Regions from separate parts of the Mus musculus genome. Here all the other regions are linked to region 1. Evidence: chromatin loops called from intact Hi-C (ENCODE). Cell type or tissue: heart. All regions are shown on one strand. Links, peaks and the distances in the headings refer to the core of each region. The heading gives the core; the rest is flanking DNA. Region 1 has its middle 18 kb from the start of Gm14221. Region 2 overlaps Top1 (topoisomerase (DNA) I). Region 3 overlaps Top1 (topoisomerase (DNA) I). Region 4 has its middle 31 kb from the start of Emilin3. Region 5 holds the start of Plcg1 (phospholipase C, gamma 1).

Region 1 (6,321 bases), core at 457-5,456:
TGACCTCTTGGAGTACAGATAGTGACCCTAAATTCAGTAACAGAAGAGCCACGTTCACCCCTGTAACCCTGTAGTGAGCACATCTCTAGAACATAGTAGGTGCTCAGAAAATGATCATGAAATAAAAGAACTAAGAAGACCTTACAATGCATGGGAAATGTCTTACTATGTACACTTGACCTTTCGTTTCCTATCTTGTAACTTGTGACCACACAAAGACATTATCAAATCATCATTGTCTAGACACAGTAAACTCCTGCGCTTCCATGTCCCTGGGACAAAAACCAAGATGTCAGCAGGTCTGCATTCCTCTGCAGGGCTCCCAGGGACATCCATTTTGTCAGCATTTAGACGTGGTGACATAAAGCATGACTTGCACAGCAGAGGAAAAAAGAGAGAGTTTATCCTTGAGCCCAAAATGGCTGAACGTGGCCCAGGAACACGGGCTCGGGTTCTCCGCGCCCCCCCCCCAAAATGCATTCCAATGTGGCAATGTTCTCATGATATTTTTATAGTTACAGAACAAAAGGAGGCCCCACGTCAAGGCATTGCTCACATAGGTAGGTGGAGCCATTGGTTAGGTAAGCCATAGCAAAGCCAGGATCTCAGGTCTCAGATGCTACCTGGTGACACTTTTAACTTTGGGGATAATGGAAGCTAGCAATCTGCTAGGCTGATACATTCTGGAATAGTCTACCTCATAGTCAAAAGGATATTAGCATCTCAAGGGTATCGCTCTGTCATTGAAGTATTTTCTATACGGGTATGAAGACCTGTATCCAATCCCCAGGCGTTCTGTATAAGAGCTGTGTGCCATGGCATGCATGCACTTAGGATCACCACACTTGGAAAGCAGAGGCATACAGAGCCTCGGGGCTTGCTAGCCAGCCAGCTAGCATAAATGGCAAACTCTAGACCACTGAGAGAAGAGTCTGTACCAATACAAGGCAGGGACATTGAGATGGGTCAGTGAGTGTGAGTGTTTGTCACCAATCCTGGTGACCTGAGTTCAATCCTGAGAACACACATGGTAGAAGAAAGTAAAAATCTCCTACAGTTGTCTTCTGACTGCCACCTACTCACCCACCACTCTAGTAAGTAATTAATTAATTGCTCTGTTGATTGAATTTATTTATTTATGAAATATATATTTTATAAGATATGTTACATTTATATATTAAACATATATAAATACAATAATTTGATTTATTTAATTAATTGATTAATTTTTAAAAACAAACATAATGGGCTGGAGAGACGGCTGAGTGGTTAACAGCACTGACTGCTCTTCTGAAGGTCCTGAGTTCAAATCCCAGCAACCACATGGTGGCTTACAACCATTTGTAATGAGATCTGATGCCCTCTTCTGGTGTGTCTGAAGACAGCTACAAGTATACTCATATAAATAAAATAAATCTTTAAAAAAAAAAAAACATAAGCCGTGGACATCTCCTAAGTAACAACATATGACATTATCTCCTGGCCTCCACACACATGTACCTGCACACACATGAACACACATATGCACGCACATACATTCAGGAAAGGATTTTAGGTCAGACAGAGATGGGCACCTAGTAGCCATTGGGGTACTAAAAAGAACTCCCTGATAATTTTGGCTCCATTTCCACAGTGCCCGACTTCCCACCACCAGGAAGTTCTAATCACTCAGCCAGCCACACGAGCACAACTTCCTTCTAGAAAATTCAGTTTCCAGAAGCCACTTAGACTCTTTACTTGTGTTTCCCACCTCCAGCTTCCAACCCTTCGATGTTGTGTCTCTAACTGAAGCCAAGACAAGGTCTCTATTCACAGAGAGGGACCATTCTCTGTGATGCTCAGGTGATCAGATCAAAGCACCCCAGGAAGCCCGTGCAACCTCAAGGTCCATGTCTGCAGAGTCCCTTCTCCCAAGAGAAGGAGACCACGAGTCCTATGAACTAAGCCTGGGCCTCTTTATCCTGCCCAGCACAACCAGACCTGGAAACGGGAAGGTGAATCAACGCCACCTTACTCTCTGGCAACTAGTGAAGTCGAGTTCAGCATCGAGTCTCAGCATCTGAATCTCCTACCCCCTCCTATCCCTGCCGATGTAAATAGCCAGAGTCTCTAGAGCTGTAAGAAAATAAATACACATTATTTACGTTTCTAAAAAGAAAGGACATGGCTAGAGACGTGGTGGCACACACCTTTAATCCCTGCACTCAGGAGACAGAAGCAGATGGATCTCTGAGCTCGAGGCACGTCTGATCTACATAAGCAAGTTCCAGGACAGCCAGAACTATGTAGAGAGACCCTGCTCATTAAAACCAAAAACAAAGGTGTAAACGTCTAAACAATAGAGAAATTCTTTCTCTGCTATTATTATCATCATTATATTAACATAAGTTTGCCTTTGGGAATAGAAGGGTAAAGAATCCACTCCATTGGCTGAGGGGGGAACTGCAACCTCTCTGCTGTGTAATTAAACTTATGGCCAGCAGGTGGCGGTGCAGGCTCACACAGCAGGCCCTTCACAACCCAGGTTCATCCCTTTTTCTTGGGTAGTGGAGTCAGTAGTACCTTCCTCCTGTTCTCCAGAACCTGCGCTACGAAGAAATGCCCCAGAGGACCCAGCAAACACCAGAGGTGGGAAACGCACTGTATGTAACTCTCTCCTGAGCCAAGTACAAGGAGCGAAGGTTAAACCTGTGGGGCCTGAATGGGGGACCAGAGCTGGAAGCCTGGCCAACCCAACACAGAAACAATTAACTCTCCGACATTTATGAACTCGTCTTGCCTATGGCTCAATAAGCAGCTTGCCATTAGACAGACTGATCTGAGACTGGGTGCAGTAGTGAGTGCCTGTAATTTTAGAATCCTAGAAACAGGACCTCCTGTCTTAGTCAGGGTTTCTATTCCTGCACAAACATCATGACCAAGAAGCAAGTTGGGGAGGAAAGGGTTTATTCGGCTTACATTTCCATACTGCTGTTGATCACCAAAGGATGCAGGACTGGAACTCAAGCAGGTCAGGAAGCAGGAGCTGATGCAGAGGCCATGGAGGGATGTTCTTTACTGGCTTGCTTCTCCTGGCTTGCTCAGCCTGCTCTCTTATAGAACCCAAGACTACCAGCCCAAAGATGGTCCCACCCACAAGGGGCCTTTCCCCCTTGATCACTAACTGAGAAAATGCCTTACAGCTGGACCTCGAGGAGGCATCTCCCCAACTGAAGCTCCTTTCTCTGTGATAACTCCAGCCTGTGTCAAGTTGACACCCCAAACCAGCCAGTACACCTCCCATTTCGAAACAGGAGTTCAAGGTCAACTCCAAATAGATAGGAAAATGCTGTCTGTCATAGCCTCCTCCAGCCTTGCAAATAAATGCACTACACCTTACTGGGGAAATCATAGCTATGCCCACAGAGCTTATTAATCTCTCCAAATCCCACATAAAAATGAGTGGGATCAGAGCAATCAGAAAGTAGGAGAAAGGTCCAATATAAGGAGAGGCCGAAAATTAAGCCAAGAACACCCCACTGCTACCCCACCCACCCCACGCCCCTCGAAAGGTCACTATCTTTTTTTATGCCTCCTTAAAACTGCACAAGAAAGTGGGTGCTCTTCCAGTTAAGAACGTCAACCTTTTGTGATTCCTTCAGTTCAGGAAAAGCACTTTCACAAAAGGCAAACTGTAGGAAAGTTTTGAGGCCAAATCTCATAGGAAGTTAAATCAAGCAAAACAAAACAAAACAAAACAAACAAAGAAAACCAAAAAATAAAAACAAAAACAAACAAATGAGGAATAAAACAGCATTCCCACCAACAGGAAAACCACACCAGAGAGACACTCTCAGAACAGAATGGAACCTGTTGCCTATTTCAAAATGACATTCGAAGCCGGGCGTGGTGGCACACGCCTTTAATCCCAGGAGGCAGAGGCAGGCGGATTTCTGAGTTTGAGGCCAGCCTAGTCTACAAAGTGAGTGCCAGGACAGCCAGGGCTACACAGAGAAACCCTGTCTCGAAAAACCAAAATAAATAAATAAATAAATAAATAAATAAAATAAAAATTTCCAAATCTTCAGGGGAAAAGGGAAAAATCTTTCTGTGTCTTGGCAGAATAAATAAATAAATAAATAACTGACATGAGAAAATAAATTCAAATATTATTTAGCAAGGCTTTATGTCAAGAGAAAATGAAGTAACATTTTAAAAAGAGTCAGTAATGGAGGATATGCTAATAATTCTTTGCCCAGCAACACTAACTTGAAAATATAACAGGTGCAGGCAAGTTCTTGCTATGATTTGAATGTTAAGCACTCTTTGAAGGCCCATGTGTTAAGGCTTGCTTCCCAGGCAGAGTTCCTGGGGGGGGTGCGGGGGGGGGCCTTTAAGAGGCAAGAACTCTTGGAAGCCTTTACGTCCCAGGAACTATGTTCCTGGACAGGATTCTGGGGGATTCTGTGAGTGGCTTAGCACCACTACAGACTCCCGCCGTGACATGCTGTCTGACATAAACCCAAAGCAACAAGGCCAATGGCTTCTCTTTATACGTCAGTTTCTTCCATATTTACCACAGTTGCAAAAAGCTGACTTAACACCAATCACAGACTGAAAGAAGAAGATGCTCATGAGTCTGTCCTAATAACCTCCTAGGAAAAAAAGGACCAAGCTAACAACAGAAGGTCCGATATTCTTTATTTGATTTTTTTTTTCTATATCACACAGAGAAAGATAAAAACGGCACCAGTTATTCTCGAGCAACTTCTTTGCACTGGAAGTTCAGTAGCAGGGCTCTGTGCCCCTCATTGCTGGCTCACATCTGATGAAGCAAATCCCTGAGGGCCAAAGCAGTAGGGATGTGCACCCTTTGCACTGAGACACTGTCGTGAGATCCCATGTTTTCACTTAAAACTAAGTCTTCCTGAAGAGAACACAGATCCTGGCTTAAAACTTCCCAAGTCAGGATCACAGCCCCTCCTCAGTCAGTCATAGAACTGGCTATGGAAGTTGAACAAATATATATATATATATATATATATATATATATATATATATAATCAACAGTAAAAGGTTCTTACCACTCAACAAGAAAATATTAATTTAAAATCCGACACGTAATGACTGCAAGGTGTCCCCGCAGTGTTCCCCTGTCTTACACCGCCAGGCTTCACTGCAGCCTAAGTTTGGGACATAACAGACACTCTGACACACAGTGCCAACCAACGCTGCCCAAACAGCTTGGGTCAGATCTGCAACTCCACACACATGTCATGAAATGCAATGCTTTTTATTAGGGACACAGCTTATAGCGCTCATAGGAATGTAGTGCTTTAGATACAAAAAGTAAATTCATAGTTCCCAACTGCAGTTCCTCGGCATGTAACAAAGAACCCTGTTACAGAGTGTGATTTCTGTTTCATTGGTTTTGAGACAAAGTTTCTGTATGCTCCACAGCTGGTCTGAAACTCACAAGTAGAGCAAGCTGGACTCAGACTAGGAGATCTGCCTGTCTCTCCTTCCAGACCGCTGGGGTTAAAATTATGTAGGGTGGCACACCTGACTAAAAGTTTGATTATAAAAACTGCTGTTCGTTTCAGCTGGAGAGTTGAGTTGGCTCAGTGGTTACTCCCAGAGGACCCAGGTGGGGTTCCCAGCACAAACATGGCAGATGTAACCATCTGTAACTCCAGTTCCAGGAGATCCAAGGACTTCTTCTGGCTTCCAAGTGGACCAGGCATGCACGTGGCACGTAGATGTACATGAATCTCCAACACCCACATAAAAATGGAGCACTGGGCTGGAGAGATGGCTCTTCCAGAGGTCCTGAGTTCAATTCCCAGCAACCACATGGTGGCTCACAACCATCTGTAATGGGTTCTGATGCCCTCTTCTGGAGTGTCCGAAGAGAGGTACAGTGTACTCATATAAAACAAACAAGCAAATAAATTTTATAAAACAAAACAAAACTGGAGCCCCATGCCAGATGTCAGTGGTGCACGTCTTTAATCCCAGCACTCAAGAGGCAGACACAGGCAGATCTCTGAGTTCAAGGCCAGCCTGGTCCACAGCTTGAGTTCCAGGACAACCAGGGCTACACTGAGAAACTCTGGGTAGGGGAAGGGGAAGGAGGGAGGTGTACCAGCCAGACTTAATCCCAGCACTCAGGAGAAAGAGGTAAGTGGATCTTTGTGAATTCAAAGCCAACCTGGTCTACATGGCAAGTTCTAGGCCAGACAAGACTACAGTGAGAACCTGTCACTGTCTTAAAAAAAAAAAAAAAAGCCGGGGAATGCCTGGGCACCCTCTCAGAGACAAAAGGGGGCATGGGGAAGAAAC
Region 2 (6,321 bases), core at 546-5,545, 100 kb after region 1:
ACTGTGGCATATTTTATATATAAATAGTTTTATATGGGTTTTTTGAGTGATGGATGGTCTTTTAATACTTAGTATCTCTAAATTGAAACTGTTGAAATGAAATTTTTTTAATTACCATATTCTTTCAGTTTGCTTGAAATTGCTGCTCTTTTCAGTGAGACACAGCCTTTGAATGGGCACCACAAATTGATTAGTTAATTATTTTGAATTTAATAGGTGAGGATCTTTTTACTAAGCCAGGTGATCACTTAATGAGCTTGTGCCTTGTCTTTGAAAGGTGGGAAGAAGAACGTTATCCAGAAGGCATCAAATGGAAATTCCTAGAGCATAAAGGGCCTGTCTTCGCTCCACCATATGAGCCTCTGCCAGAGAGTGTCAAGTTTTACTATGATGGTGAGTTATTTCAGGTTGTTTGAATTTTGGCTAAGAATGGTTTGTTTCTATTCAGGGTTAGAAAATGAGGGCACTGCCTATATTGCACAGTCCTAGCTAGTTATTTCACTTTGTTTTATTGTCTATGTGTGGCTTGGGAAAAGGAATCTCAGGTGTTTAATTCAGAAGGACCCCTTTGCTGCTTGAAAAATATGAAAAAGGGGGCTGTTAATGTCTTATCTGTAGTCTAAAAAGGTTTATCTGTTTGGCTCACAGCCTATAAAATACACATTGAAGGTTTTTATTTTGAGTGTGTAACTCAATAGGAAGCTGTTCTGTATTGAGTTCTCATTTAAATAGTAGCACTTAGTGATAATATAGTATGCCAACATGCTGCTTATCACTAGAAATTGTATTAGCAAAGGATTAGTGGCCATCATTCAGCTTATAGGTAAGAAACCTAAGCTATGTCACTCTAAGTAGTGCAACTGTGCCTTTGACAGGTGAATTTTAAAGAAACGCTCTGCCTAGGTCTCTTAATTTTATTTTTTTGAGACATTTCTAACTGTGTAGCCCTGCCTGGCCTGTAACTTGATAATATAGATCAGCTGTCCTTGAATTCAGTAGATGTACCCATCTGCTCCTGAGGCACATGCCACCTTATCTGGCCTCCTTGGGTCTCTTGGAACTTTCTAAAATGTCTGAGAGTTCCACATCTGTGTTTTTGTCCTTGGGTTGAGGGATCTGAGAGTAGCCTCTCACAATCCTTCGACTGACTGTGTATCAGGTAGTAATGTCCAACTGACTCCTTCATTCTAAGAGTTCTGTCCAGAGATGCTAGAGTTCGTTCTCAAACTCTCTATGTATTTATAATTCACCAGGTTAATAGATGAGAGGTAGGACTGGGTGTTTATGAATCAAATAAATGTATTTACTAACAGGGAGAGACACTGGACACCAAAATAGCAAAACCATTCAGAGCTATTTGGTGTATCTCTTTTTTTTTTTTTTTTTTTTTTTTTTAGATTTATTTATTTATTATATGTAAGTATACTGTAGCTGTCTTCAGACACTCCAGAAGAAGAGGGCGTCAGATTTTGTTACAGATGGTTGTGAGCCACCATGTGGTTGCTGGGATTTGAACTCTGGACCTTCAGAAGAGCAGTCGGGTGCTCTTACCCACTGAGCCATCTCACCAGCCCCTTGGTGTATCTCTTTAACCGCCAGCAATGGCTTTAGGAGCATAGATGCCTGTGGGTTTAGGATGAGACGGGTTTATTAGCATCCAATAATTGAAATCTGTATATGAAACAAGTGAATTTTGACCTGGGTCTCATCCTTAAGATATTTTATTTCTCTCTCTCCCTCCCTCTTTTTTTTTTTTTTTTTTGAGATAAGGTCTCATTTTTGTAGTCTTAGCTGGCTTTGATCTCAGAGGCCTGCTTGTCTCTGCCTGAGTGCTGGAATTAAAGATTCCCATCACTGATTACTAATAATACCCAACCTGATACCTTATTTTTACAAACACACCCCCACATACCGTCATTCTCCAAAATCTAGGGGTGAAAAAAATGAAAATGGAAAAAAATCACATGTTTTGGGAAATGGATGTTCAACTAATATTTTCGAAAGGTTCGGAAATGTTTATTGAATATGCTTGTGTTCAGACACCCAAGTCCCAGATAGATAGAGACTACTGATTTAATCTATGTAGGAAGTCAGTGGCATAAAACACTTGGTGGTGTGACTGGCAAGTTTTTAGATTAGCTAACCAGTTTGACCAGAAACTGTAAGACACCCTACACACTAGATCATTCCTGAAGATTTACGAAAATACACAAATTTAAACTTCCTAGTGAAGAGAAAAGGCCTTAAGACCTTGAAAAAGACAATTGCTGTATTCTGTAGCCTGACCTGAGCTCACTAACTTTAGACAGCTCGCTGGAAAAGCCTCACTGTGAAAGCCAAGGTGATGACGATAGAAAGTAGTTTTTTTTTTTTTTTTTTTTTATTGTGGGGTTTCAAGGAAACTAAGGCCTGTGGTCCCTACCTCTAGTTTCCTTTTCTCTGTTGGTCCTCCTAGGATTTCCTCCCTTTGGTTATAAAACTCCTCCAAATAAGTCAAGAGTGTTTGACTTACTAGTGCAAACTGATAAGTAAGTACTGGTAGGCAGGACATTGCTGCCTTGCCCTGGACTTCCCCCTGGCCGCCTCTGCACAGGACATGAGTTGGCTGAAGCACAGAATTGCAGCCGCTGTTAAGGACCTGCCATTTCAACTCTGACTCAACAGTTTCTTTTTGTTTCCGGGAGCTCAACTTTTCCCACAAAGTACTACGATGATTGCTGGGAACCTACACACCCTCCACCACTCCGGTGCTATAGCTGTTACTTAATCCTTCCACAGCCCATTTAAAACAAATCAAGTAGGTTCTTTGTGGGTGGGACAAAGCCAGTGCAGTGCAAAGGCTCCCCACCCAAAATAAGAACACTATTGGGGAATATTTAGTTTATGAAAACAAACATACCAGGGAACACATTCCTTAAAATTTCCTTATCTATTTTTATTTTTTGTTTTGAGATGCTGATTTTGTAGCTGAGACCAGTTTCAAATGCACAATCCTCCTTTCCCAGCCTTCCGAATGCTACAATTATAGGCTACTGCTACCTTGTCTTTTTGCCCCCATTTGTTTGTTTGTTTGTTTGTATTCCCCTCCATTATATTTGAATCATGTTGCTGTTTTGCTGGCAACTCTTGTTCAGACTGAGTGGGGAAAACAGGAAACACCTTACTCAAAAAATCCTTTTCCAACACAGAATCTTGAGTGTGCTGAGGAAGAGCTACACCACCTATTTGCCTTTTAGGTTATGTCTTCTAAGCTGATAATGTACCTGTAGCACAAGTTTGTTTTGTGATGTATTCCCTATGTTTCATACAGTCTGGTTGAGCAATACTACCCATTATGAGATGAGATGTCTCTCAATTATTACAATGAGTAGGCTTCTGGTTAAGTTTTAGATTTCTGTAATAAATTTTAATTCTTTTGAATTATTATTAGTACTTACATAGTTGTAAGTGTGAGATATTAATCTCATTTAGAATGCAGCAAAATGCTATTGTGGCATAAATTGTTTCTATATAATATTATAAAGTTGATTTTTTTTTTTTTGAGAAAAGATAGAAATTGGCCCTAGGAGTGCAATATTCTCTTTGAATATTTTGTAGATTAAGCTTTTAAGTACTTTTCTTTCACTGTCAGTTATGATCTATCTGAGGACACAAAATCACTTCCAGGATTTATTAACTATTGTAGTGGCTTTCCTTGTGAACCACAGGCTTTTTTGGACAGTCTTTACATATACTTACTTGCTGCCTAACCCACCCTCACCTCATGCTGTGGAATGATTAGACTTTCCTGAAAGAAGTGAGTTCCTGGTGCTATTCCCAGTGTTTCAGGTGCATGTGTACCTGTATTTCACTCTGAATACACTAGTGCTCCAAAAGTGCTTTTCTGGCTGGGAGGCTGGCTCAGTGGGTAAAGTACCTGCTGTACCAGCCTGGTGTCTTAAGGATGTTTTTTTAGAACCACATCAAAGTAGCACACTTGTCTGCAATTGTAGCGTGTCCCTGTGGTGAGAGGGGAAGTGGAGACGAGAATGGATGAGTCCGTGCCAGCTAGCCTCTATATATATATATAGCAGTGAACAAAGAGACCTTATCTCAAAATAAGATGGAAGGCAAGGACTGACACCTAAGGCTCTGACCTTCCATGGGTACTGTTGTACACATACAACCCCACACATAGACATACAGTGCAGTTTTTGATTCTAGGTATAGGACTGAGGCCCAAAACTTGGTATTTATAACAAACTTGCTTGTGATGGTTTTGGTCTGTGAACTACTTGAGTAGCAAGGTTCTAGAGGAAGGTCTTATTTACGCTTTTTATGTGGGAAATCTGGGCTTGCCTGCTATGAATATATATTCTTATTCATATTCCACCCACGTAACTTTGAAGAAGAAAGATGCCTATTTCTTTTCCCCACAATTCCTTTCTTCCACTCCCTGCCCCTATCCTTTCCTCCCCTTCTTGAACAGAGGCTGCTTAGCTTAGCAGTGGCAGGAGTCCTTCTGAGGATTTGATTTTTAAAAACCATTGAAGAGGTGTAAAGGACCCTGCTTGCTGAAAGGAAAAGGAAGAGTGGCTGGGCCTTCCCCAGGTCATCCCTGTCCTGAGCAGGCACCTGGGAACAATTAACTGGCATAGTCTCCAAAAAAAGACCCAGGTAAATATCTACTAAAGAGAAGGAGAAATTTTTAAGTAGATCTCTGACAGTATGTTACTCTGTTGTTGTTATCACTGTGTGTCAGCAGACCTTTGTACACCTTGGAAAGGTGAGCCATCAGTCATGACCTCTCCAGTGTTCAGTGCACATAGAATATGAATAGTGTGCCTCACTGTTTGGAACCATTTTCTTCCTTCAGGTAAAGTTATGAAGCTGAGTCCTAAAGCAGAAGAAGTAGCTACATTCTTTGCAAAAATGCTTGACCACGAATATACTACTAAGGAAATATTCAGGAAAAATTTCTTTAAAGATTGGAGAAAGGTATTGTGGCCCATGTGTTCATATCTTAATCATTTATAAAAGTGCTGACTTAGAGGTATAGCTCATTTGTTAATGTCTTGTTTGTTTAAAAAATGCAAAGTATAGTTTAATGTATATCTTTTTTCCCTTACTATTTTAATGTGGTTTTTGTTCAACAAGAATATATCCCTTCTCAGCTTTCATGTGACTGCAGGAAGGAGCTTATCAGATTAGGTTAAACAGAAAACCTCAAATCCAGTTGAGCAAAGGAAGCATTGTTTCTGCAGGGACTGTCCTCTGATGCCTTTACACAGGGTCAGTCTGACCATCTATTCTGTATTGATATAAAAAAGTACCATTGTTTTCAATTTGGATAATTTTGAAAAGAGGTTGAATTAAAATTCACCATCCAAGGGCATTCTAAATTTAATAAGAGCAGATTAGTGTGCATGGGAATAAGAAAGTATTTCTCTTTATTGCTAAAGTAATTGATTAATATAGGTCTCTTGGATTGGTGTTTATATGTTTGAGTTTGTGTTTTTGTCAAAGATCGCTAAAAAATGAGTAATTTTCTTTGATAAATGACTAGTGATATTTTATATGAAACTAATCATCTTATAACAGAGCAGCACCACTCCCCAGAAGCAATGGTTATTGAGGTTGGCTTCCCTTCTAGACACCTTTGATTAAAGGGGAAAAAGGATGAATTTTGAAGAGACAGGAAGACTTATTAATATATTTAATTTTCTTAACCTTTTTACTCAATTAGGAAATGACTAATGACGAAAAAAATACGATTACCAACCTAAGCAAATGCGACTTTACACAGATGAGCCAGTATTTCAAAGCGCAGTCAGAAGCTCGGAAACAGATGAGCAAGGAAGAAAAATTGGTATGATCGTCTGCTAAACTAGAAAATCTTGGATAGTGATTCTTTGTATAATTTTTTGCTTCTTGTGACACAACAGTGAATTCATTACTTTTATATTTTTCTGTGTTAAAGATTTACTTAGTAAAGTATAATTACATGTATGTGTTGTGCTAACTGGCAGCTATCTGTGTTGGCACATGCCTGTAATCTCAGCATCTAGACTTGAGCAAGAACTATGATGTCTCCACAAAACAAACAAAATATTGCATTAGACTTCTTTAAGTTCATTTTATCTGTAGTTTTCCAAATCACTGAAAAAAAGTGATTCTGAAAGTGTGCATTAAATTTTACACTTTCACCATCAAATGCATGTTTTATGGACTTATCCCCTACCACAAAATAAACCAAAACAAAATCCATGACAGTGTTGAAACTAAAAGGGAAAAAAATTGCTTTATACCCTTTTGTGAGTCTGTGTTTTGCATTCAATCCTT
Region 3 (6,321 bases), core at 846-5,845, 120 kb after region 1:
CCCAGTCCAAGCCCCAACTGAATAAAATGGTAATCTTTCAGTTCTCAGTCTCTGAGCTCATCTCTGTAGACCCATGAGATAGACATAGGTACCTACTACTTTCGCCCATTCGATAACAGTGGGTGCCAGTTCAATCGAGTAACTAGGGTAAGCATAGGTTGGCTATAAGGGAGTGTTTTTGTTCTTAGGAAGTAGATGCCAGGATGTTTGATGCTAACAAACATCCTATTTGAGTTACAATATATACCACAAATGGCTGAGAACTGATACTTAGGTATTTATGTAAATTTACACATGCAGAACAAGAATTTGGGTATAATATATATAGGTTGTCTTTCTACCTTTTCTCTTTTTTGAAAGTTATTGTGAGTTTGAAATTATTTCTAAAAAATTTTAAAATAATAATTGGACTTGTTTTAGGTTTTTAAAAACTTACAACTGTTTATGGAGAACAAGCAGCCTGAGGACGATCTTTTTGATCGACTTAATGTGAGTAAACACAGGACACTAGGCTAAAGTCCAAGGCAATCTCAAGCTCCTGGGGTCAAGAGTTGTCAAAGGGTATTTGGACTGTCCATTCAGTCTAGATTGTCCAGTGACATTCTACATATCCCTCCTCCCTTGGGGCACTCAGTCATCTGTAACCAGCAGCAGACCCTCCCTCCTCCCACCCTGTGGGTGGTGCTGTGGATTCCTACCAAAGCTGCAAGGCAGAGGGAGCTGAGCTTTCCATGGATCTTCCCTCTTCCTTTCATCCTTTCATGCTTTCATGAGACGCCCAGCTGCCTTTGCTACAGACCTAAGGCTTTCACTTGCTTTCTTTACTGGGAGAGATATTTATAAGAAAGAAAAAATTTGTTGTCTTGAACTTAAGATTAAAGTACTTTATAGAAAGGCACTATGCAATCCTTCCTGTATTCTGGAATTATTTTCCCTCTTTGCTAACTTCCTCTGTGAAGGACAGGACAGTAACTGGCAGGATGGTGGCAGCACTGGCACAAGGACTCCTAGTATTCACTGTAAGGGAAAGGGTGATTTGGTGTTTACCTCAGTTCCAATATCCTCTTTGTTGTCGTGTTTAATGCAGACTGGTATTCTAAATAAACATCTTCAGGATCTCATGGAGGGCTTGACTGCCAAGGTGTTCCGTACCTACAATGCCTCCATCACACTACAGCAGCAGCTTAAAGAGCTCACAGCCCGTAAGTAATACTCTGTATGGTTGTCCTTGGGATGGTGCCAGTTTCCTTCTCTTCATTCTTTCCCGCCAACCTCTTGAAGAGGCTTTGCTGTCTAAGCAAAACCAAGGCCTTTCTTCCCACTGCTGCTGCAAACTCTAGATTAATCTCATAGAATACTAACAAGAGCTTTGCATCTGGTCTAAAAATTTTTATGTTTTATCTGTGTTACTTACAAGCTCAGAGGGTATAGGCAGTGGTGTTAAATTGGGGAGAATAGAGTTGTCATGGTTACCAGAAAAATGTAGTAGTAAATCTTTTTCTTTTTTTCTTTTTGGTCTTCATAATAGTATGTAATAATTACCTCTGGGACCTTAGAACTTCTTTTCCTCTCCATTTAAAACAAACTCTCACACTGTAGCTAAAGGCTGGGCACATTCATCATGTGATCCAAGCTAGTGAACCTTCTGCTTCAGCCTACCCACAGCTGAGGCTGTAGGCAACCCTTCTGCTCCTGCCACTTGAATTTCCACTGCCTTCTATAAATGTATCAAATGCTCTTAGACGAGCCAGAGATGGTATGCTGGAGATCAGTAATTAGGATTGGTTTAAACAGTGGCTAAAAAGCCTGGATGTGTTGGTGGCAGCCCAGCACTTGGAAGCAGAGGCAAACAAATCTCTTGAGTTTGAAGCTAGCCTGGTCTATAGAGCAAGTTCAAGGACCCTGTCTTAAAAGAACACCCCATCCCCACTCCTACCCCTCCACAAAAAAGAAAGAAAGTCAGATCCCTAGAACTAGAGTAATAGATGAAACCAAACCCAGGTTCTCTGCATGAGCAGCAAGTATTTTTTAACCACTGAGCCTTCTCTGCAGCCCCTGCAGTATAGCTTAGGATCCCTTCATCTCATTCTCCTGTAGTCATTTCTTCTAGCACAGCTGCAGCATTTGCTACATCTGCCTAGTAAGTGGGAGACAGGGAATAAGAAAAGCAGTATAAAGGTCTGGGGGCTTTGGGTTTTTGTTTTTTGTTTTGGTTTGTTTGTTTGTTTAAAGATTTACTTGTTTTATGTGAGTACACTGTCACTGTCTTCAGACATACCAGAAGAGGATATTGGATTCCATTACAGATGACTATGAACCACTGTGTGGTTGCTGGGAATTGCACTCACAACCATCTGGAAAGCAGTCAGTGCTCTTAACAGCTGAGCCATCTCTCCAGGCCCAACTCTTGAAGTTTTTAAGAAACAAAACCAAAAATATAGATTTCCCTGTAATGTAGACAAGCTGGGCAGTAGTTATAGCTATTCAGGAACTTAGCAGTTTAGAGACCACCTGGACTTCATAATGAGACCTGGACACAAAATCCAGTAAGGGTAAAGAAAAATATAAAAGAGAGGCTCAGAATTCCTCCTGTGACAGAAACTCATTCAGGTTTATGTAGAAATTTACTGCCTTTGACTCAAATGTTGACCTTGAAACTTGGTTATGATAAACTGAAGGTTTGTAAAAACATCTAGAATGCATTTCATGTGTATATTCTTGGTATACAAACTGACCCAGTTACTATTATATTTCTTTGTAGCTGATGAGAATGTACCAGCGAAGATTCTATCTTATAACCGTGCCAATCGAGCTGTTGCAATTCTTTGTAACCACCAGAGGGCGCCACCAAAGACCTTTGAGAAGTCAATGATGAACTTGCAGTCTAAGGTATGGTGGGTCCAAAGGTAGGGTAGCAAAGGGAGTCCATGTCTGATGTCTTCTGACAAGCAGAGGCTTCTGGAATCTGACATAGTATGGCCTGGGATAACAGCAGGCTAATCTGGGTCGGTTTAGAAAGATTTTTTTTCAACAAATGGAAATAATTTGATAGTATCATTGTTTTTTTTTCCTAAAATATTTGTGCTGGAGACACAAGTTCTCTATGAGCCACTTTCTGTTTTGAAGTGCTAACTTTGACATACCACTGAATTGCTAGTTGTTGTCCTTGTTATACTTAGGGAAAATGGAAATCTTCGTGGTAGAATGCTTGCCTTGTGTGCAGCATGCTCTGGGCTCCATCCCTAGCATGACAAAAATAAAGTCTCGGTGATCTGGCTAAGAAACATGACAGAAAGATACACCTCAGTGGCAGAACCCACCTTTGCTTGTCTACCATATGTGAAGCCCTGGGCTTGATCCCCAAAGCAGAAGCAGGGGAAGGGAGAGGAATCCTGTTACATTGTTTGAAGTTTAAAAGATGGTGAAGCAATGGCATTTAATTCGCTCCTAATCCTAGAACAACTATTTACATCGGTTGAGGTGTGTCAGATATGACTGTGTCAGGTTGTGCCCTATTGGGAGAGACTGATACGAGAACAAGTTGTTGTTTCTCTCTCGGCACTGGCTGCTTAACTATGCATTTAAATCCACAGTGAACATGTTAAAACAGACACACAGGGTTACAATGGAAAACATTTAATACACACAGTCTGTGGCTTAGGAATAAGTATCCTCATTTAAGATCTTGAGGTGATCCTAACAATTATAAAGTTTAAGACAATGATAATAAAAGTGACATTTCCAGAGTTCTGCAACACTGCAATGCATAACAGGAAAGTATTCACCATCTGTTGGCAATAGTCACAAGACAAGTTATTTCTTTGGATTCTTGCTCACAGTTAAAGAGGAAATAATGTCAACTAGAGAGTAGCCAAAGTACAGATGCATTTTTTTTTTAATCCAAATTTATAGAATTCTATACTTGGACAATTTACTTTTAGAAACTGCTTTGCAATGAAACTTAACACATATTTTCAGGCTTAGAATATTCCCCTATTGAGATTTCTGCAAGATGAGAACACAGGCATAATGTATATTAATCTAAAGCTACAACCTAGAGATTCTGATACCCCTGGCCTGAAAGGATCTCCAGATCCACAGGGAGTGAATCTCAAATCTGCACCTAAGGTCAGCAAAGGACGACGGTCAGCAAGCTAAGAACCCCACAGACTGCCTTTTGAGCATGAGCCTTTGCTTTGCCCTGTTAGATGGAGATCCTCTGATGCTGCTTACTTTCCTCATGTGTTGTCATTCCAAGCCCAGAATAAATAAAGTATGAGTACCAGGTGCTATTTACACAGTTCAGGAGACCCTTCCTGGAGAATGAGGAGGTCATTTGTTGCTCTCATTTGAAACCACTGTTTGAGCAGCTCGGGCTGTCTGCCAAAGAAGCCCTCCAAGTGTAGGAACCTTCTCCAGTGTGCCCACAAAGTAAACACACGCCCAGTTGCCTAGTCAGTCAATGGAGTCTTTGAGAGAATTTGACATAGCTTGCCAGTTTAGCATTCACAGAAATGGTTACGACTGTGATTTGCTGTGTTTCTAGTCTAAGAAGCCTCTGCCTAGTTGTGGCTCCAATGCTTTTGTGTGCAAAGTCAGTTCTAGTACAACATAGATAGTGGAAGGAAGCCACTAACAGTAAACATTTAATGATTCTCTCACAATGGTGAATTGTTTCTAATCTTGGGCTGCATTTTATGTGGGTCCCCTACCCCCACCCCCGGAAGGGTAGAGGGTGGCAATGGGTGTGGTGTTTTTCTAACAAATTTTAGGCTCAGTCAACAACAACCCAATGTGTGTAAGTCAACATGTATTCACTCTGGGATATTCTCTTGACCTCATAGGTCAGCAGGGTGATTATGGGGATAGGATTCTTTAGAATCCAGCAGCACAAACTCACCAGCATTAGCTACAATATCATCATATTGCTGTTTCTAAGCAACACCCAAAGCAGAATTTAGGTTTTGTGGGTTCAACAAGCAGGAAAGAATGATGGAATTATTCTGTCTCTTCCTTGTAGATATGGATTCCATAAGATTTCCTCTGTGGAGGGAAAACTTCAATTGATGCTTATTGAATGATGACTAATTTTCTTCTCACTTTAGACTCCTTTACTTTCTAAAATAGTAAGCCAAGTTGAAGCAATTCCTCATTGATGTCTACTTGCCAGTTTATAATTTCCTGTGATATCCTCTTTAGTATATCCTTTCCCAAAGCTGGCAATTCTTTCCCAGATTTGGCAGGCTTGCTTAGTAGATGTGTGTATCTCCTCTGGTAGTCTCAGAAGGAATGCTAAAGGCCCAGAGTGGTGGCCCACGCCTATAATCCCAGCATTTGAAAGTCAAGGACAGGAAGATCACTGATCACTGAGTTTAAGGCCAGCTTAGTCTACAGAGTGAGTTCTAGTCTCTTCCTTCCTTCCTTTTTTTTTTTTTTTTTTTTTTTTTTTTTTTGAAACAGGGTTTCTCTGTATAGCCCTGGCTGTCCTGGAACTCAACTCTGTATACCAGGCTGGCCTCAAACTCAGAAATCTGCCTGCCTCTGCCTCCCAAGTGCTGGGATTAAAGGTGTGCACCACCGGCTCCAGTCTCTTTCTAACGAACTAACTAACTCATAAACAAACAAAAGAATGCTAAAGTCTGGCATAGGATTAATTTGAAAATAGCTGTCATCTGGGTCCTCCTCTGTTTTCTAAAGCTAGTGTGTTTTCCTGAAAGAGTACAACCAGATTTCCAGGTTACTCTACAGAACCTTATATTGTTCACCGAAGAACGTAAATGAGCAGCAGACAGCAGCTGGATTGTTTTCTGCAGTCACTGTCCACCATTTTCATAAAGCCTTTTTGTACTAGGAAGCACTACAGCTCCCAGTTTTACGTTCTCAGATGAAGCTTCTTTCCCTCTCCAGGTCATTTTATTCCTAACTGCACTGCCGTTTTTCTCTGTCTATCTAGATTGATGCCAAGAAAGATCAGTTAGCAGATGCTCGAAGGGACCTGAAAAGTGCTAAGGCTGATGCCAAAGTCATGAAGGATGCAAAGACCAAGAAGTATGTACCTGACACTGTACCAAGGGTTGGATAAGGGAGAACAGTTGGCACCATCACTCAGAGGCCTGAGTGTTCCAGCTCACATGGTCTCATTATGTAGCCTTGGCTTCCTAGGATAAACCACCATTCTCAGCTGTTTTCAAATACTTCTTGAGGAAATTTTCCATGATTTTCTCCTTTAAGCAGTATATAGGATACTTGTTTGTTCTTGTCCAGAGGTCAGTCTTAATGTATGATTCTGCCATTCTTCCAGGGTAGTAGAGTCAAAAAAGA
Region 4 (6,321 bases), core at 757-5,756, 340 kb after region 1:
CATGTTTGCGTATGGCTCTGCAGCTGTAGTGCCTGGGTCACCTGTGCCCCCCCTCTCTATACATCGATCATGTTAGTATGTAGTTTTGAGGTTTGTTATCTATCTAACACATCTATACCTAAACATGTTAGGGTGGGTGACTTCATATATGTCACATGTGTGTTATGGGAGTTCCCTGGCTCCGGGCTTCACTTCTCCCACATCCCACCCACTCCGATGGGGAGACTGCTGCCAGGGCCTCTGCAGTAGGCAAGGCCACTTTAAGCAATCCTTTCCTCTCTTCCACCTCCAGCTTCCACCTCAGTATTTGTGAACAATCTGGTCCCTATCAACTCTAGGAGGAAGACAGGTCTGTACATCTTGGTCTAGCCCATAGAGGTTTCAAAAGTTCCTTGGTCTCCAGCCAAAGTTTTTACAAAAAAGCCTCATGGGGAACAGACTAATAGGGAGGTAGGGATCCTGCCTGGGAGACTCAGGACTCCTGCTCTAAGGCAAGATTGAATGGGAATATCAGTGCTGAGCCCCAGCCAGGGAGAGGGCCCTGCAGTCTAAGGTTGAGCCTAGCCTGGAGACCTCCTACCCCAACAAGGGGAGCACAGCAACTCATGGTTCCATGGTGGGGCAACGGAGCTGGAGGGGCCTTCTTCATTAAACAGACACAGGAGAAGAGGCCCAGGCCATGTGGCATCTCAGCATCCATCAGCCTGTGCTGAGAGCATCCTGGAGTCAGCCCCAATTGTAAGCAGCTGGTAGTTTCCTGTGGCTTTCTAGTAGCAGGCTCTGAGCCTCTTCCTCTGGTCTGAAGGGAACAAAAGCCCCCCCAGGTCCCTGAAATAGCGAAGTCAGGGGTTTCCCAGCACCTAAGTAGTGCTGGGGGTGTTGGGGTCATTTCTCCCAATCCCACAGAGGCACAGAGAAAAGTCTGTGATGCTCCTGCCTATACCATGATGAAGGTCTTCCTCTGTGTTCCCACAGGGTTTTATTCCAGAGTCCCAAGGGGTTCAAGCAAAAATTGTCCAAGGGTGTAAGAATTCTTCCTGAATAGTAGGTAGTTCAGACAACAGGGGCCATGTTTTACTGGCCTGTGGATGAGAGCATTTATAAGAGTTACCATATCCATGTAAGAAGGGTGGCTTTTGGGGTCCCAGGGATGAGAGCTGGGAAGTTGGCCCAGATTAGGAGGGGATTCCTGGATGCTGGAAATACATATAGGATCCAAAAGATGCTGAGACCTTGTGTCCAATCCCTGCGGATTCCTACTTCTCCCTCCCTCCCTCCTTGGCCATCTGGGCTTTGCTGTCTGGAAAGTCTGAAATCGAGTGGAAAAGCCTGGGTCAGAGCTGAAGCGGGGGCGGGAAGGGCATGATGGGAGTGGTGTCTAGGCAGCTCCAGCTGTCTTGGTCCATCACACCACGGGCATGCTGGGGATTGCTCTCCCTTTCCTCTGGCCACTGCTCCCAGTATTCAGACCTGCAGGGGGCTATAGAGAGTGTCACTTTTGGCAATCATTAAGGGTCTGGGAGCCCAGAGACACTGGGAGAAAACCGAGGTTATCTGAAGGGTGTTGTTGCTACAGTCACAGGCACTCCAACAGGGCCTGAGTAGGGGCCCAAGGACACATTACTCAGGGGACTTTCTTAAGCTACTTGTCTGGCCTCAGTGTTGCATTGAAACCTCCAGATAAGCCTGCTGCTTTTAAAGCCAGGGCATGGGAGTCACCTCCCTCCACACGGAATCTGCTTCTGTATCTCCTGTTACCTTCGGATTGTATCAGGAACCTGTCGGCACCCACGGGTCTGTAATCGCTCACACTGAGCTCTGTGAGCGAGGCTCAGCCTGCAGCCAGATACTTGTCTGCTTCAAGTAAAATAACTCAGTGTGAAAATAACTGATGGCAGACACTTAAGAGTCAGGGAATCGAGCGTGTTCGGGGCTTGAGAAGGCAACCGTTGTGAGGCCCTATGTGTACAGCCTTGTCACGGCAGGAAGACACTGTTCCACAGCAAATCTCCTCATGGCTGGGGGAGGCACTTACAAAGCCCCACCCCTAGCAGAGGCACTCACTACTGATAGCTTCGAGGGGCAGAAGATCAGTTTTCTTCAGGGATGCGGCTACTGGGAAGTTGTCCATACTCCAATGGATGGCCCCATATCCACACACACACTAGAAACACTTATGGATCCAGCAGACTAACAGAAGAGACTACGGAGATGGGAGGAAGATGTGGTGTGGGAAGGAGTCTGGGAGAAGTTGGAGGGGTTGTAGGAGGGTAACTATGAACAAAATACATCGTGTAAATGCAGGGCATTCTCAAAGAATAAATAAAATACATTTTAAAATATCAAGGATAAGGGAACATCTGCGTTTCCATGCTCTGTGGAATGAGGGATGGACCAGCACAGAGCTCACATCCCTGTAAGGCAGACACCAGCTACTGAGGTACCATGCGTTTCCATGCTCTGTGGAATGAGGGATGAACCAGCACAGAGCTCACATCCCTGTAAGGCAGACACCAGCTACTGAGGTACCAGCTAAGTAGCCACGTGCCAAGCTTCTGATCTCCATCACCTCCTGCCACCTTAAGCCTCCACGTCATCCAGGTGTGTCATCCTGAGTAGTAGGAGCCCTGAGAAGTAGACATCCAAGTTCACAAACACTGCTGTGCCTAGGGCAGCGGTTCTCAACCTGTGGGTCACAACCCCTTTGACTAACCTCGACCTCCAAAAGTACCTTACGATTCATAATAGGAGCAAGATTGCAGTTATGAAGTTGCAATAAAAACAATTTTATGGTCAAGGGTCGCCACAACATGTGGAACTGTTACTAAAGGGTTTGCAGCATTAGGAAGGTTGGGAACTGGGGCTGGAGGGATGGCTCACAATCATCTGTAATGAGATCTGATGCCCTCTTGTGGTGTATCTGAAGACAGCTACAGTGTACTCACATACATAAAATAAATAATCTTTTTTGAAAAAAAGGAAGGTTGAGAACCACTCACCTAGAGTGGAGTGCCTGTGGGTTGTGGGAAGTTCCTTGGATGGACAGCCCTGTTTCTCAGCTCCTGTGGGGGCAGCTGTTCAGACAGAGGTGGAAGTCCACAGCTCTCCACTTCGTCCTTTGTGCCTAGGATAGCAAGCCCCGGCTACATCCTTAAAAGGGGCCTTCAAGCACTCTCTTCCTTCATGCATCTGCTCTGGGTGCCCACAAGAATGCAGCTGTTTGCAAGTCAGTAAGTGTTCAGCAGAAACAGATGGACACGTCAGAACCCCGATCTTGGACTCCTGACCTCTCGATGGTGGGAAAAAAAGTTTATACTTCCCAGACTACGCGACTCTGTCATGGTAGCTCAAACAGACTAATACAAATCCTTCTATAATTTTGCCCAGTCGGGAACCCCCATATTCCTTTTTGAATGCTGGGTGGGGCTTCTGTGAAGGCCCTGGAGGTTGCTATCACTGTGTGACAGCACACACAGGCCAGCAGGGGAACAAAACACTGTCTCAAATCTTACCTGGTGTTAAGTTAGGAAAGGGCAACGACTGCACAACCCAGTCATTCTCTCTGCCACTCACTGCACAATCAGATCCCCAAGGGCGGGGTCCAGCCAGCTTGGTCCATTGTGGGAGAGCCTGGAAGTCTCTAAGACATTTCAGAGTCCAGCTGGCTGGAGGGAGCTACCCCCATTGTGGGTTGTGATGGAATAAGCTCCCTTACTTCTGCACTGATAAAGGGCTCATCTGCCAGGCCTGTCCTCCTGCAAGGGTTCCCTGTGGTCCACTCTGCTGGCCAGCCTCTGCCACTTTGGAGGACTGTCATTGTTTCAATGACAAGCCACAGATGGCTTTGGCTCCTGGTTATCTCCTTATATCCCGACTTTCCTCACACACTTCCCGGGTCCTCCCTTCAGCAATCTCAACTCTTGACAGCATCTTCAAATTTGCCCTCTTCTGGCTCCCAAAAACATGGGGTAGGACAGACCAAACTTTTCCTCCAATGTGAAAGGACCACAGGGTTTTACAGGATGTTCAGGAGGCTGCCTGGAGTCCAGGGCTGCTTTGACGTCTGTTTTTATCTTAAATGTAAATGTGATTCTACTGTAGGATCCACATTCCTATAGAATGTTTGAGTTCATGAGTAGATTTTAACTGACTTAACAAATAGTCTATAAATTAAATCGACATTGTGGGCCAGGGGTCAGCAGACAAGAATTTTGGTCAAGGACCAGGGAATGAATGTCTCAGGCTTTCACAGACATAGGCTCCTGTGACAACAGCGGTCTCAGCACAAAAGCAGCATAGCCTGGCATGAGTGTGGCTGAGCACTAAGTTTATTTATGGTAATTTAAATGTGATATAATCTCCATGTCCATGGACTATTCCTTTGGCTTTTCCCATAATTTATCCATATGAAGTCCCTTCTCAGCCTGGGGTTGTCGTTGGCTGTTTTCCCTCTACATAGCTATGTGGGGCCTGCGGCTTCACACAGGAAGCCAAAGCCACAGTAGACGGCACATTTAGACTGCCCTTCATTCTTGCCTTTCTGCTCACCAGTTGTGCCACTGAAGGCAGGCAGCCATCTACTTGAACTGGGTTCTCATTTGGGGAAGACATGTTGTGATAAGTGCACGTCTCTCAAGCCCTGACACAGTGACCCAGAGAGGCACCAATAGGTGCCGTGGTGATCATCAATGGTGTATGCAGGTCAGCTGCCTAGGGCGGGAGGTCAAGTGTGTGAGGAGCATCCATTTCTCTAGTAGCTCCCTCTCCCCCAGGTTCTTATAGCTGAGCAGCTACTCAAGGCCTGCTATTCTTCTTTCCACCTTTGAGAGGCGAAGCCACTTCTCACATGGCTCCTTAGCCTTAGGCTGGTGAGGCCAAGCAGAGATACCAAGATCTCTCCGGATCACCCTGGCCCAGAAACCTCTCAACACCCGTGTTAACAGGGCTAGGAAATACCCAAATTAACTGCCTCCCAATTGGCCTCCAGGGTGACATTGGTGGCAAAGGGCAGTGTGAGCTAGCACGGTCCCTCTCCCTCAGCCATCTGTACTTACTTCTAGTTTAGGAAGCCCCCAGGCAGAACAGCTGCCCGCTCCCTCCAACTCCCCACAGGCAACTTAGGGCTCAGGAACCAATTTGGATTCTCAAAGCTCAGCTCGTCACTGACCAGTTCACTGACTAGATAAGCTATTTATCCTCTCTGGATCTTAGGTCGCTCATGGATATAGAGATAGGCAGTTATTGTGGGGACCAAGGACAAGGCCATTAAGCACTCTGAGTAAGTCCTGGTAATGTGTACTCAACCACACCTCCCTGTTCTTGGCACTACAGTGGTGTCTCTTCATCCACCCAGAACACAGGTCATGCAGAAAGAAACCTTTCTTGTGTGTGGGCCCTGGAGTTGGGCTGGAAAGCTGGTGTTTACCCCTGTGTACATGCCTCAGGATCTGCAGCAAGCACTTCTTTGTTCTTTCTTTACTCTTGGTTTCTCTTCCTATTGGAGCTGGCAACCCTTACTGGCTACTGAAAGGAGTATATGACCCAGGACTTGACTTCACCCATTTCCACCAACCCCACTACTGACCCTCCAGGATAGAAATGATCAGATGAGGACCCGCCTCGGGCGAGGTCTGCTGGGGACTCTACTGTTCCCTTCTCACCCTGGACTTGGCTTTTCTTCTCCAGGGCTCAGGCATCAGAGCCGTTCGGGTGACATGGAACTGCCACTGCCACGTTGCTTCCAGTCCCACACTAAGCTCATGAAGTACTTAGTGGGAGACAGTACTTATTTACTTGCTTCTCATGTTATCCCACTGATATCCTGTATGTGGACCACAAAAGCAGCTCTAAGCAAGCATGTCCTGGGGTCCTGCTGTTCAGCTCCTGTACTTCAGATAACAGGTCTGAAGAAACTGCAAACACAACCAAATGAAACCCGAATCCTTGGCTTTGGCCAATTCTGACTTAAATTCTTTGGAGGTTTCCAGATCAAGCACATGAGTGAGGGCCACTTAATGAGATTAGATGCCAATGAGTCAAGCAGAAAGGTCTTCAGTGGGGCGGCTTTGTGTCTGCCCTTTTTCCCAGTACCAAGTTTTCATAAAAGTTCTTCAGAGTTCTGGTCTCCAAGTTGAGAGGTCCCAGACTGGTATTACAGAAGCCAGGACTGGGATGTTGTTGTCTGTCGGTGGGACTATGAGCTCTGGCTTCAGCTATGCCTCCTAAGACTAACATAGCCTGGGTAGCTTGTGGCAAATATAAATACCAGCAATGTGGACAGATTAACTTTTGCACGGGGTGGAGGAGTGGGTGTACTTGGCT
Region 5 (6,321 bases), core at 793-5,792, 130 kb after region 1:
CAGTCAGTAGTGAGGCAGCCAGGGCTGTGGACACAAGAGGTTGTTGGGAACTGTTGGCATAGATGTGAGTTATGGAGCTTTTGTTCTACAAGACAGGGTTTCTCTGTGTACCCTTGGCTATCCTGGAACTTGCTCTGCAGACCAGGCTGGCCTCAAACTCATAAAGATCTGCCTGCCTCTGCCTCCCAAGTGCTGGGATTAAAGGTGTGCCACCACCACCCAGCAGGTACGATTTTTAACTTGAGTAAAAACAAACAAAACCCCTAAAGTTCCTTTAAGGGACTGAGAATGCAACTGACTTAAGGAAAGGAGCCCGGAGGTTATGATGTCAGAAGGGATGGGGCCCTAGATAGGTTTGCAGGTCAGAGGACAAGGGCTTATACTGCAGGTTCACTGAGGTGTGCACTTAGGAAGTGCTTGCTGCATGTACAGTTAACAGCAGAGGAAATAAGGGACGGAACACAGCTTGATGAATGGATTAAGCAGACACTTCAAGTCTAAGTCTTTGTCTCCCTCTGTGAACGGAACATCACTATGCTCTGACATGATGACTTCTAGAGTCAATCATTATAACGAAGAAAAGTGTGTTAGCACTTGGTACTAGCCTGCTAAGAATGCCCTCTGTTATTTTAATCACATACATAGTCATGTGAGAATATTTTCTTATAATTTAATTCCAGGAAAATGTTATTCCCTTTCCACAGAACTAGTTAGCAAACATTGAGAGTCACTACTTTAGCTACTATAGAGCTCAGCCACAGCTGCCTCTTAATCGCAGCAGCTCCATTACCACTCAACCATACTGTGATTGCCCTTATAATCACATCTCCCATTTCAACCACACAGCATTTTTGTCCTTTTGTGTTTTAAGTGCCCTCTATTTTTCCTAAAGAGCTTGGTGCAGTGGTGCCCACTGGATGTCTCAATTCTTGGGAGGCTGGGGAGGCCTCAAGTTTAAGGCCAGCCTGGGTTCTACAAGCAAGACCATACCTGAAGAAAAATGCAGTGAACATAGCAGCGTACCTGCTTCCTGTTCAAGGAAAGACTTGTCATCACTTCTGGAAGAAGTGTAAATAGAAATCCATCTGCCAGTCCGTCAGCTCACAAAGAGCCAGGAGGCTGAGGATGAACGTTTTGCAGAACAATGAACATCCATTCCAGGATAGCACTGCACAACACAGTTCCCTGGAAGTTGTCTGAGGCTGTTCGCACTCCCATCTCCTTCCTGTTGCTTCCACAATGCTGACCTTAGGGCTGCTCCCTAAAAAGTATTCTACCCACTAACCTATCAGAGACAGCACCCTAAAACAAATTCCGACCTAGCCGGGAAGCACAGTAGCTCACATTTTTAATCCCAGCAAGGCTGAGTTGCTGAGTCAGGAGAATAGCTAAACTCAAGATGAGCCTGGCTTTGACAAACTTGTACAAAATAACTAAAAACAGAAAACAGAGAAAGTGAGGTAGTTCTGTGGGTAAAGGTACTTGCTGTTAAACCTGATGGCCCGAATTCTATCTCTAGGACCCACATGGTAACTGTAAATAAAGAAGCTCACTTAGGATACCCAAGATATAAGATACAATTTGCTAAACGCATGAAATTCAAGAAGAACGAAGACCAAAGTGTGGACACTTTGCCCCTTCTTAGAAATGGGAACAAAACACTCATGGAAGGAGTTACAGAGACAAAATTTGGAGCTGCGACGAAAGGATGGACCATCTAGTGATTGCCATATGCAGGGACCCATCCCATAATCAGCTTCCAAACGTTGACACCATTGCATACACTAGCAAGATTTTGCTGAAAGGACCCAGATATAGCTGTCTCTTGTGAGACTATGCCGGGGCCTAGCAAACACAGAAGTGGATGATCACAGTCAGCTATTGGATGGATCACACGGCCCCCAATGGAGGAGCTAGAGAAAGTACCCAAGGAGCTAAAGGGATCTGCAACCCTATAGGTGGAACAACAATATGAACTAACCAGTACCCCGGAGCTCTTGTCTCTAGCTGCATATGTATCAAAAGATGGCCTAGTCAGCCATCACTGCAAAGAGAGGCCCATTGGACTTGCAAACTTTATATGCCCCAGTACAGGGGAACCCCAGGGCCAAAAAGGGGGAGTGGGTGTGTAGGGGATTGGGGGGTGGGTATGGGGGACTTTTGGGATAGCATTGAAAATGTAAACGAGGAAAATACCTAATAAAAAATAAATTAAAAAAAAGAAGAAGCTCACAATATGCTTACCACTGTTCTAAGTAGTTATTAAACGCAATATGAGATCAGGCCCACAGGCCAGAGGGGCAGCTGGGCAGTCTTTCCTTGACTCCAGGAACAGGCTTGGTATAAGCTAAGGTTGAAGCATGAGTGTTGCCTGAAATAAGCCCCAATCTGGGCTAGTCGGGGTGACGTCACAGGCAAGTGCCTTGTGTGGGGGCTAGAGCACCTCCCAGACAGCACAAATGTATATACATTACCAGTGACACCTACACATCCTTATATATGCTGAGCTGGGGGAAGCCCATACTGGCTACACCCTGTGTGTGCCCTACTTTTCCCAAACTTCCTTGGGTAGAAGGAGACACCTAAGGCCTAGGAAGCTAGGAAGAGGAAATGAGGCCCTGTTTCCCAATTATAGGCCTGGCAAACAAATTGCTGTTGGAAGAAAATCATGGAGCCCCTGGGGGTGGGGGTGGGGTCTTGTTACAGACACAAAAGCAAAAAAGGTTTGGGCTGAACACAAGGAAGCTCCCAGAAAATAGAATTTTAAAGCATACTGTAGCCTCTAGGCTGCTGGAGTTGGCACAGAAAGCTCAACAACGATTACAACATTTTAAGAGGGTGTCTCCTGAGAGAACCGGCCAGACCAGGCAGGCAGGGAAAGGCCCTGTTCAGCTCCATCTGCCCTCTCTGTCTAATCATCCTGGCTGGCCATTCCCCTCCACTGAGTAAAAACCCCAGGGCCTTTGCACATGCTGTTATTCATACCTGGAAAGTACTTTCCTCCAGCCTTCCCTTCAAAATACATATGTCCATCTCTTTACACCATTTGGCCTCTCTTGAAGTCCTACAGACATAAGACACAGCTCCTCTTACTTAATGATTGGCCAGCTAGCCAATGGCCACCAGGATTACCTCTCACCCAGTGGGCTCTCTTGTGGAACACAGACACTCAGCTTCCCACTTATTACATAGCCTGACTTCAAGTCACGGGGCTCTGAAACCTTGATTAGAAGATAATTAGGATCATGAGTTGTGCAAGCCAACCTCAAGTCCAGTTTCCGCCTACATCAGAGGCCTGTCACTAGGTGGCAGTCAGTCTATCTCAACTCCCCAGTCCCTCAGGACAAAGTTCCTCAGTGGTATACAGAATTCGGACGTTCTTGAGACCACCCTCAAGGGAAATAGCGCATCTGTCACTATTTGCCTGGCAAAGCGAAGGTGGCCCAGGTGGGTGGGTTGTCCAAACCCATACATCACAAATTCTAGTCTCAGGAATCCCAGGGGAGCTTTCCTGCAAGGGGATGTTGTGTGGGACTTCTCACCTCTGAAATGCAGATGCTGTCCAGAGCTGCAGGGTAGCTGTCCAACTAACTGTCTGCTCATCATTGGCCAGACGGCAGGATCAAGGGATGCCCTCGGGTTTACCCGTGCTGTTCAGAGAACGGCTTTTGGAAGATTGATTTTAAGTTATTTAACAGTCACAGACAGGTGTCATGTCTGGAGAATAGAGGCAAAGTCCGCGGTGAGGGATGAAGCAGGAGAGATAGGGGAAGGCAAGACAGGACTGCTGGGCCACGAAGCTGTGCTGATTTGAAGCACAGTGGGAATTCACGTACGCAATTTCAAAGGCTTTAGTGGTAAATTCTGAAGCTCAGATGCAGGCAAGACCCAAGAGGATAGTGTACACAGAGAGAAGAGGGGTCCTCAGGATCGTGCGTAGAGTGGAGAGAGCCCCAAAGGCAGGAGGGAAGAGCCTCAGTGGATTACTTAGGGATGAGGGAGAGAAGAAAAAAGGTTCTTGCAAGGTGTGGGGTCTTCCAAATTCAGGAGTTCACTGCCATATAGAGAAGGTGTAGCGGGTGAAAGGGGCCATGTGATGAGGATGGCAAGCAAGGCTGTGGCGCAGATGACGAGATGCCTGGGTCGGGAGGTCAGGGGAGACCCAGGATTGGGGTCACCTGTGTCTGCGCAGAGGGGAAGCCACCCTGCAACTGGCCCAGCACTGAGTCCAGAGGAAAATGAGGCAGAGGACAAACCAGAGCTTCGGAGACTAAGTGCAGGTAGGGCGCGGGCGGAGCGTGAGGAGGGCAGCGGACCACGCGAGAGGCCTCGAAGGCCACCGGACCCGCGTCCGAGAGTCTGAGGGCCCTGCCCACACCTGCGTGGCCCCCTCCCCAGAGGCCACACTCCAAGGCCACCCTAGAACCCGTCTGTCTGCTCAAGCCCTTGCAAAAGACGTCTGCGCAGAGGGGGCGTGGCAGGCGTGCTGTCACTCACGGCCTGTTAGCCAATCCACGAGTGCGCCCCTCCCCGGAGAGGGTGCGCGGAGGGCCCGCCCCCGCCGCCACCGCGGGTGTGAGGAGGCCAGGCTGGCGCGGCTCCCTCCGCCCGGCAGCCTTGCCAGGTAACCGGGTTCGGCGGGAGGGCTGGGGGTCGCGCAGCCCCCTCGCTCCCTGGGAGGCGTGCACACTGCCGCGGCGGGTCCCGTGTGGGCCGGAGGCCCGTGCGCGCGTCGGACCGACGGGCCGCAGCCTGTGGGCGGGGTTGCGTGCGTGACGGGCGGCCGTGCCCCGCGTTGTGTCAGGCCTGCGCGGGGAAAGCTCGGCCGAACCGAGGTGTCCAGGTCCGCCCGCTGCGGCCTGCCCCGGGTTGCGGGGCGCAGGCGCGGCGGTGGGCGGGGGTCGTCCCCAGGAGCGTCTTTGTTCCCGGCGCGCTGAGGGCGGAGCCTCACCCCGCCCCGCCCCCGCGCTCAGTCCCCGCCCCGCGTCCGCCCGCAGGAGCTGCCACCGGGTCCCGCTCGCCTCCCCGGCCGCCGCCACCGCCTCCGCCTCCGCCGCTCCGGGCCCGCCGGCTTGCGTCGCCGAGGTCGCTGCAGCATGGCGGGCGTCGCGACCCCCTGCGCCAACGGCTGCGGGCCTGGCGCACCCTCCGAAGCCGAGGTGCTGCACCTCTGCCGCAGCCTCGAGGTGGGCACCGTCATGACTTTGTTCTACTCCAAGAAGTCGCAGCGGCCAGAACGGAAGACCTTCCAGGTCAAGTTGGAGACGCGCCAGATCACATGGAGCCGCGGCGCGGACAAAATCGAGGGGTCCAGTAAGTGCGCCCCACTCCGGCCTGCCTCGCGCCTGCCCGCCTCCCAAACACTTGGGCAAACTTTCGGGCCTCGCGCCTGGCGCCCCGTCTCCGCCCAGTCCCTGGTGGTCACTCTGGGGCGGGTGGAGGGGGGCATCCGGGTCTTGGATCACCTGATAGGACACCCCCTCCCCCAGTAGGGGGGGAGTGTTCCAGGCACTTTGCCCTGAGGCCTAAGAGTCCTCACTGGTTGGACAAGTGGAGTGGGATTCCGGCCCTTAGCATCGGGCGGCTGTCAGTGGCTGTGAGGGGAAGCCAAGACAGGGACCCCCTCATCCAACCTGAGAACCTGGGGAACCGACAAGATCTTCCTGCCCACTGCCATTTCTCCAGAGTGTGCTGTCTGTGAAAACTCCTAAGAGCTCCGGGATGGGCTTATTGGCGCAAGAACCTTTGGAATCCTCATGTAGAACTTAGGCAGATGTTGGGGTAGGGCTGGTTGTGGAGCAGAGCGGGCCTACTCATCTCCCTCTTCTTTGGGAGGATGGGGTATGAAAGCTAAAACCGTGACTGCTTCCCCCTCCCCATGTCCCGTGGATGGTTTTTTTTTTTTTTTTTTTTTTTGCCCCAGATCTGAATTTTGGAGGTCCATGGTGCTAGGCAGCCATCCAAAGCTAGAGCCAGGGCTCCTTTGCCCTTGCAGCATATAACAAGGAGCTTGCATTCAGAAAGGTTCCCTGGCCTTGGGTTTTGAGGTCCAGCCCTTTGTGTTGGATGTTCTCGTGACCACAGGGTAGCCCAGAGTTGCTCCTCTGGTTTCCTGTCGTAGCCTTCCCAGACCTGAGTGTGGTGGGTTTACACACAAGTCTCTGGTGGGAGAAGTAAGTCAGGAGTTTTGAGAAACCTCGGCTCTTTCTGATAGTCATTTTCCTCGGTGTGAGGCAGGATGAGGAGTCTTTGCAACTCCAGGCTTTGAGATGTTTCTTACAAGAACCCCCAAAGAGTCTATGGTTGAAGGGACCTAGCCTA

Evidence for each region. Hi-C counts contacts between places; a loop is a spot of excess contacts. Peaks named below come from ENCODE experiments on the same cell type or tissue, not always from the same donor. Only the 100,000 strongest peaks of a DNase experiment are listed, where the experiment ranks them.
Region 2: it touches region 1 in a loop (3-fold over the local background); 12 of 42 quality-filtered maps call a loop at or near these places.
Region 3: it touches region 1 in a loop (3-fold over the local background); 11 of 42 quality-filtered maps call a loop at or near these places.
Region 4: it touches region 1 in a loop (6-fold over the local background); 11 of 42 quality-filtered maps call a loop at or near these places.
Region 5: a loop joins it to region 1, with 3 times the contacts of the local background. A loop is called at or near these places in 8 of 42 quality-filtered maps.

Annotation. Positions count from the first base shown.
Region 1 is chr2:160,595,547-160,601,867 of GRCm38, forward strand. No RefSeq gene overlaps it. Among named protein-coding and RNA genes, the nearest start is that of Gm14221, 18 kb to the left of the region's middle. In heart, for the core only: no CTCF peak of the experiment used is centred there; a DNase peak (open chromatin) is centred at 2,615; H3K27me3 peaks cover 471 bases.
Region 2 is chr2:160,697,847-160,704,167 of GRCm38, forward strand. It overlaps Top1 (topoisomerase (DNA) I), which reads left to right. Exons shown (of 21, transcript NM_009408.2): 9 at 278-393; 10 at 4,856-4,977; 11 at 5,726-5,848. Among named protein-coding and RNA genes, the nearest start is that of Gm52567, 30 kb to the right of the region's middle. In heart, for the core only: a CTCF peak has its summit at 2,581; a DNase peak (open chromatin) is centred at 2,595.
Region 3 is chr2:160,714,626-160,720,946 of GRCm38, forward strand. It overlaps Top1 (topoisomerase (DNA) I), which reads left to right. Exons shown (of 21, transcript NM_009408.2): 16 at 421-489; 17 at 1,088-1,202; 18 at 2,762-2,889; 19 at 5,954-6,048; 20 at 6,302-6,321. Among named protein-coding and RNA genes, the nearest start is that of Gm52567, 13 kb to the right of the region's middle. In heart, for the core only: CTCF peaks have their summits at 2,833 (motif pointing right) and 3,034; no DNase peak of the experiment used is centred there.
Region 4 is chr2:160,939,722-160,946,042 of GRCm38, forward strand. No RefSeq gene overlaps it. Among named protein-coding and RNA genes, the nearest start is that of Emilin3, 31 kb to the left of the region's middle. In heart, for the core only: a CTCF peak has its summit at 2,932 (motif pointing left); a DNase peak (open chromatin) is centred at 1,350; H3K4me3 peaks cover 806 bases; H3K27ac peaks cover 1,095 bases.
Region 5 is chr2:160,726,721-160,733,041 of GRCm38, forward strand. It overlaps Plcg1 (phospholipase C, gamma 1), which reads left to right and starts at 4,590. Exons shown (of 34, transcript NM_021280.3): 1 at 4,590-4,624; 2 at 4,998-5,313. The coding sequence starts at 5,097. It overlaps Gm52567 (a long non-coding RNA gene), which reads right to left and starts at 4,027. Exons shown (of 2, transcript XR_003954082.1): 1 at 2,986-4,027. In heart, for the core only: CTCF peaks have their summits at 3,299 (motif pointing right) and 5,404; DNase peaks (open chromatin) are centred at 3,371, 4,521, 4,871, 5,301 and 1 weaker place; H3K4me3 peaks cover 2,049 bases; H3K27ac peaks cover 1,926 bases.